Linked DNA regions of Homo sapiens: region 1 is linked to region 2. A link is a loop called in an ENCODE intact Hi-C map of the cell type or tissue named here. Cell type or tissue: natural killer cell. All regions are shown on one strand. Each heading gives the region's core, and the rest is flanking DNA. Links, peaks and the distances in the headings are about the cores only. Region 1 overlaps LINC00938 (long intergenic non-protein coding RNA 938). Region 2 has its middle 72 kb from the start of LINC00938.

Region 1 (2,925 bases), core at 302-2,801, 70 kb before region 2:
GAATCTCTTGGAGGGTCTCCTGGGCCACCTCGGCCGCGCCAGTCGTGCAGTGAGACTTCTGTAGTTTTAAAATGCCACAGTCCACGGCCCGGTCGGCACCGCTCGCCTGAATCGTGGGCTTTGGGAACCTTGGAGGCTGCTGCTCCAGGAACTCGCGGTCGGCCGGGAGCCGGGGAGCTTCGTTGCTGGGAGCGGGCGGTATTCGCGGACTCCGGCGGCCCTGGCGGGTCGCGGCCGGGATCCGAGCCGGGGATGACGATGCTGATGGAGCTGATGGGGCAAGAGTGGGAACGGAGGCACGTACACTGAAATTTAAGTCATCCAAGTTGGGACTTAAGATAGCAGGTTAATATTGTCTCAGGCGAGACTTAGAACGTCTTTTCTGGTATCCCAGTCTGCAGTGGGCAAATCTATTGTCTTTATTTCTCATTTAAGGGCAGAATGGAGGGATGACATATTTTTACTTTTCAAGAGGCGGTTGCCACTTTTAAGTCACTGTTGTGTGTGTGTGTGTACATACACAAACATACGATAGTGTGTTTTCAGAGCAAGTATCAAAGGCTAAAGACTTGGAGTGATACTAGTGTTTAAAAGCCTTTTTAAAAAAATTAAGATGTGATGAGAAACTGGAGAATTGACTTTTAAAAATTTCTTTTCTGTAGAAGAGGCTATCTTCAAAATGGAGTCCTAAAGTATATCTGATGGATAGAATTTAAATTCTTAACACTGTATATACCCTGTGGTCAAAAGCATCAACGTAAAACTTGATGTTTATCAGATTACTTATGTTTCAATTTTCCTGTGGTTAGAAAAATTAAGACAGAAGTAAGCTATTAACGGTATTTGCTTGTAAGAGTAACGTTAAAGGTTTAAGGAAAGGTTTGTTGAAATCGATATGCATCACACGAATCATTTATTTTCAATGTTGTTTTCCAGTTGCAGCAATCATTTGTGTTTACATGACTTTGAAAAAGGGTTTAGTTTATGTTGATTTTGACCCTCTTATTTAATCTCTAGTGCAGAAGTGCAGCTTTCTGCAGGCTGCGCCTCAATCGCTAAGTTCCACTCTCCATCCTCTGCCGCGCTACTCCTGGCATGTGGATCACCAAGATACAATTTCTGGTCCTGTCTGTTCTTATTGATGTCCTTTACAGTTAATAAATTTGATTGCCACTAATCAGTCTGTATCTCTTGCAAAAACACCACATTTAGCATCCAAGTAGAGTCAGAGTATGTTTTTTATGAGATTGTACTAAAGTAACCTTCTATTACATTTCTTATTACCATATTGCATTTCCTATAGTGGGCAGCATAGAGCAGGTGGATCCTGACAAAGTAATGTTAGAGATGTGCTGACAGCTTTACAATAGATATTCTCCAACTAATTTGACAAGATATAAAATAAAATGTAGTTCGTAGTTTTCAAGCATTAATGGAAAGTGTTCCTATTAAAAAATTACCAATAACAGTGGAAATTGTTGCAATCCAATTTGTATAGTTTACTGTTTTGATGACAAAGCGCTTATGATGGGAAAAATGTAGTGTTGCTTTTGTAACTGCAAACGCTGCACGCCGTAATTAGAGGTTTATGTTATTTTATTTGAATTTTTCATTCTTACCATCAGTTTTCATATTAGTCAGGAAATTGTGATAAATTAAAAATTCCCTCATTCAACTAAACCTTAAAAAACTGTACCCAGTTTCAAATCAAGCATTATCAGGTGTATGATTACAACAGCTGAAATAAATTGAGGAATTGGTATGCCAACTCAGTGGAGAAATTTTGGGATTTTAGGTCACTCTAAGATTTAAAAAAATAGTTTGATTCGTTAAACAAGGCTATTGAAGTTAAATTGATATTTCCTTAAAGATGATTTTAGAGAAAAATTCCTTGGCGAGCTTCGAGAATGCGTTCATGGCTTCTGTTGCCTGTACCTACTGCTATACTTTTTTATGTGGACTAATTTGTCTTATTTGAAAATTTGATTACAATATCAAATCCTAGATGAAGCCCTTCCATTCTTAGGGTGATTCTAAGGAGTACTGATAACTAAGCTCTTAAAAGGCGAGGAAATAGTTTATTCTACTGCAGATTAGGGTAATCTTAATACAGACACTCTGATGGTAATTCTAAGCAGTGTTGATAACTAAGCTTTTAAAAGATAAGGAAATAGTTTATTCTACTTCAGAGTAGGGTAATTTTAATGCCCTGAATATACTCTGAATCTTTTATAGATAGATTTCTGGATGATTTGGCCCAAAAAATCTGATAAGCTTTGGGGAATTTTTTAATTTTTTTTTCTCTTAAAGAGAAATCAGAAATGTGGGATTTTTTTAAAAATTTATTTTCAGTAGATATTGGAGATTATGCTTTGTACATTAAATCCAGTTTGATTTTTAAGTGATAATTTTCAATTAAAGACTTTTTAATAAGACAACTAAAAAATTAAATTTTAGTCAATTACAATAATATTTTTTGGAGAAGCATTCCCAGATGTGCTTTTGACGGGGAGTTGATTTCATTAGTTGTTTGGGTTGTTTAATCCAGAATTTTTAAAACTGTTATGGGTTTAATTTGCTACATTTGTCCATTCTTATTCATTTCATCTGTTTTGATCACTGAAAAGTTGTCTAAAAACTGTGCTCATTATACACAGTTTATAGTATTTTAATACTTTGTTTATAGTATTTAATAGCTTCTGAAAACTTTAAGAGAACATACTAAACCAAGGAACTATTTATTAATGGTAATCTATATTTAGTAATAAATATATTTGTAACTTACTAAATGTAAGTTTACTAAATGTAGATTACTAAATCACTGAGTAAATATTTCTTGAATATTTGGACAAGAGATGGGGGGAGGGAGAATGACTTGACCCTCAAGAAACTTAACTGCTACCTTTAAAAGGTTATAATGAAGCT
Region 2 (2,925 bases), core at 306-2,805:
GACTAGCTGGGACTATAGGTGCTTGCCACCATACTGGCTCATTCTGTTAATTCTATAATTTAGCTGTTCTATTTTTTTCTTTTAACAATCATATTTTGAGGCCTCTTCTTTTCTTTTTTTTTTTTTAAGACAGGGTCTCACTGCATCACCCAGGTTGGAGTGCAGTGGCACAATCACGGCTACTGCAACCTAAACCTCTGGGCTCAAGCGATCCTTCCACCTTAACCTCCTGAGTAGCTGGGACGACAGGTAAGTTTTACCACACCTGGCTAATTTTCAAATTTTTTGTAGAGATGGGGTTCTTGCTATGTTGCCCAGACTGGTCTCAAGCTCCTGGACTCAAGCAATCCTCTTGCCTTGGCCTTCCAAAGTGCTGAGATTACAGATGTGACTGACTGTGCCACTTATTTTCTTATTGATCTTTTAATAGCAGCCTATTTTTGTTCTAATCTTGCAATATCTTCCTAAATCTCCTTGAGAATACTATCTTTAATTTACAAAGGTTTTTTTTCTATTCCTTGCATCATCTCTTTCTTCTGAATTAATTGTTTGTTGCTTATTGATATTGATATTGATCTTTTTCTTTTTGTTATTAGTTTTCCTCAAAAGGACCATGTTAATTAGTATAGGTGGGCAGCTGAGCTTGCTTTACAGTTGTATAGATCTGATTACCCAACAACCTTCTTCCCTGACAAGCAGAGTTCTTTGGGCAAGAGGGTAGTTCCAGTGGATGCAGGCATCTCTTATAGTTCATAGACAGGGAGGCAATTGCCAATCAGCAAGGAGGGCTTGACTCTTGGGGATGAGCTGATTCTAGCTCAGTCAATCAGTGTTCTAGAGCCTCTAGATTCAGCACACATGCTATGTTCTCTTGATTTTTGTTTTGGCGGTCCACTTTAGGCTCTTTTCTACTTTTTCTCCAGTCCCAACAGCCATACCCAGTAGAAATGAAAATGCTCAACTGGCTGCTCTCTGCTCATATGAGAGGAAGTTGAGGAGCTTAGTGGTTCCTCAAAATTTTTGCCGTTCAGCCCAAACATCTTGATCTTTGTACCTGCTGACTGTGAACTTGGATTCTCTAGAAGCCTACTCTGGAAGAATGTCTCCTACCTCCTCTGTAGTTTTATTCTATGAGCATTTGGAATCATGATTTCTTCTCTTTGTTTTCTCTGACCATTTGAGCCCATTTGCATTCCAACTTCTAGAAAAACATAATTTCTTACCTGCTGAAGGCACGCTTTATTCCATGGATTTATTCCATTTCACATTATTCCTGAAATTGAATCAGGTCATGAGAGAGTTGGAAAATGTATGCTCATTCACTCATCTTGAGCCAGAACTTTCACACTAATTTTAAAAAATTAATCTTTAAAATCTATTTAATCTTTTGAATAGATAATACATAATACATTCACATCAATCAAAATCACAAGATATAAAAAGGTACTGAATGGAATAGGAAATGATTGCTCCACACTGGTAGTAAGCGTATATGCACGGGCTCCATGGCAACAGTGCAGACAAGAGCATCAGCTTCAGGGCAACCTGTGCTCCTCCTTCTGGACAGCGCTCAGCTCTACACAGTCTCAACAGCTGCAGCTTCACAACAGCATGAACCACGTTAATTAATACAATATACATGCATTGGAGAATATAGACCATTTCTCTGACTATACGCAAGAAAAACTTATCTGGCTGATTAATTCACTAACTGTAAGTAACTTATACAGACTAGTTGGTTTGCAAGTTTGAGGTGTGTGTGTGTGTGTGTGTGTGTGTATAAAGATAAATGTATATATAGTGTTATAAATGCATAGCTCTAAATTATGTACTTTTATATAAATATGACACTATATATTATATATCATAACATATAGACAATTATTCTGACATGGACTACAAATTTTTTTTGGTTTTACTTTTTTTTTTTTTTTTGAGATGGAGTCGTGCTCTGTCACTAGGCTGGAGTGCAGTGGCATGATCTTGGCTCACTGCAACCTCTGCCTCCCGGGTTCAAGCGATTCTCCTGCCTCAGCCTCCTGAGTAGCTGGGATTACAGGCGCGTGCCACCACGCAGGGCTAATTTTTGTATTTTTAGTAGAGATGGGATTTCACCATGTTGGCCAGGATGGTCTCAATCTCCCGATCTCATGATCCGCCTGCCTTGGCCTCCCAAAGTGCTGGGATTACAGGCGTGAGCCACCGCACCCGGCCTGTTTTACTTTTTTAATCTGCATTTTGTATGTTTTCTCATGCAGCTGTTTTTCTTTATGCTTAAATTTACCTTTTTTAAAATAATCCAGATTTTATTTCATAAAGACCATCCCTACCCTGGAATTACAGAAAATTATCCTGTGTTTTTCTATTCCTTTTACAGTTCTACTCTTCTACATTAGAAGTTTTACCATATTGGGTTTGGCTTCGTGTTAAATGTGTGAGGTTTTAATCCAACTGTATTTTTTCCAGATGGCCACCCATCTGTCCCAATAATTTATGCACTCAGTTTTGATTTTGGCATCTGGACCATTTTCCCCAACAATGGTCAACCTTTTAACATTCCAAATATGAGCCTGAGCAAAATGGCAGAATCTCTTTCAAGTAGAATGACTTTGAAGTCAGAAGCAAGGCCAGCAGAGGAAGACAGCCGTGAGATTCTAAGCCAGCAAATGCCAGCACTGGAAGCCACTGGCACAACTGATGAATCCTCTTGGACCCAGTGGGCTCCTTCACATGACGTCACACTGGAGTGAGCTCCTTTACAGTAGGTTCTCCTGGGACATGGCCTGCTGCTGTCCTGAAGAGGAGATCTCTTATGCATTGGATTTTCTGTTGGTTTTTAATAGCATAGGCCTAATAGAGACCTAGATGCCATGATATTCATTTTTCCATTTTCCCTGTGCATTTGCAACAGTTATCTTTGTCTAT

Evidence for each region. Peaks named below come from ENCODE experiments on the same cell type or tissue, not always from the same donor. Only the 100,000 strongest peaks of a DNase experiment are listed, where the experiment ranks them.
Region 1: it touches region 2 in a loop (13-fold over the local background); 13 of 110 quality-filtered maps call a loop at or near these places.

Annotation. Positions count from the first base shown.
Region 1 is chr12:45,724,277-45,727,201 of GRCh38, reverse strand. It overlaps LINC00938 (long intergenic non-protein coding RNA 938), which reads left to right. Exons shown (of 1, transcript NR_028408.1): 1 at 1-1,482. Among named protein-coding and RNA genes, the nearest start is that of LINC00938, 2.2 kb to the left of the region's middle. RefSeq lists an enhancer at 1-653. In natural killer cell, for the core only: CTCF peaks have their summits at 1,096 and 1,300; a DNase peak (open chromatin) is centred at 1,311; H3K4me3 peaks cover 1,863 bases; H3K27ac peaks cover 913 bases.
Region 2 is chr12:45,654,018-45,656,942 of GRCh38, reverse strand. No RefSeq gene overlaps it. Among named protein-coding and RNA genes, the nearest start is that of LINC00938, 72 kb to the left of the region's middle. RefSeq lists a silencer at 1,473-1,562. In natural killer cell, for the core only: a CTCF peak has its summit at 1,547 (motif pointing left); a DNase peak (open chromatin) is centred at 1,522.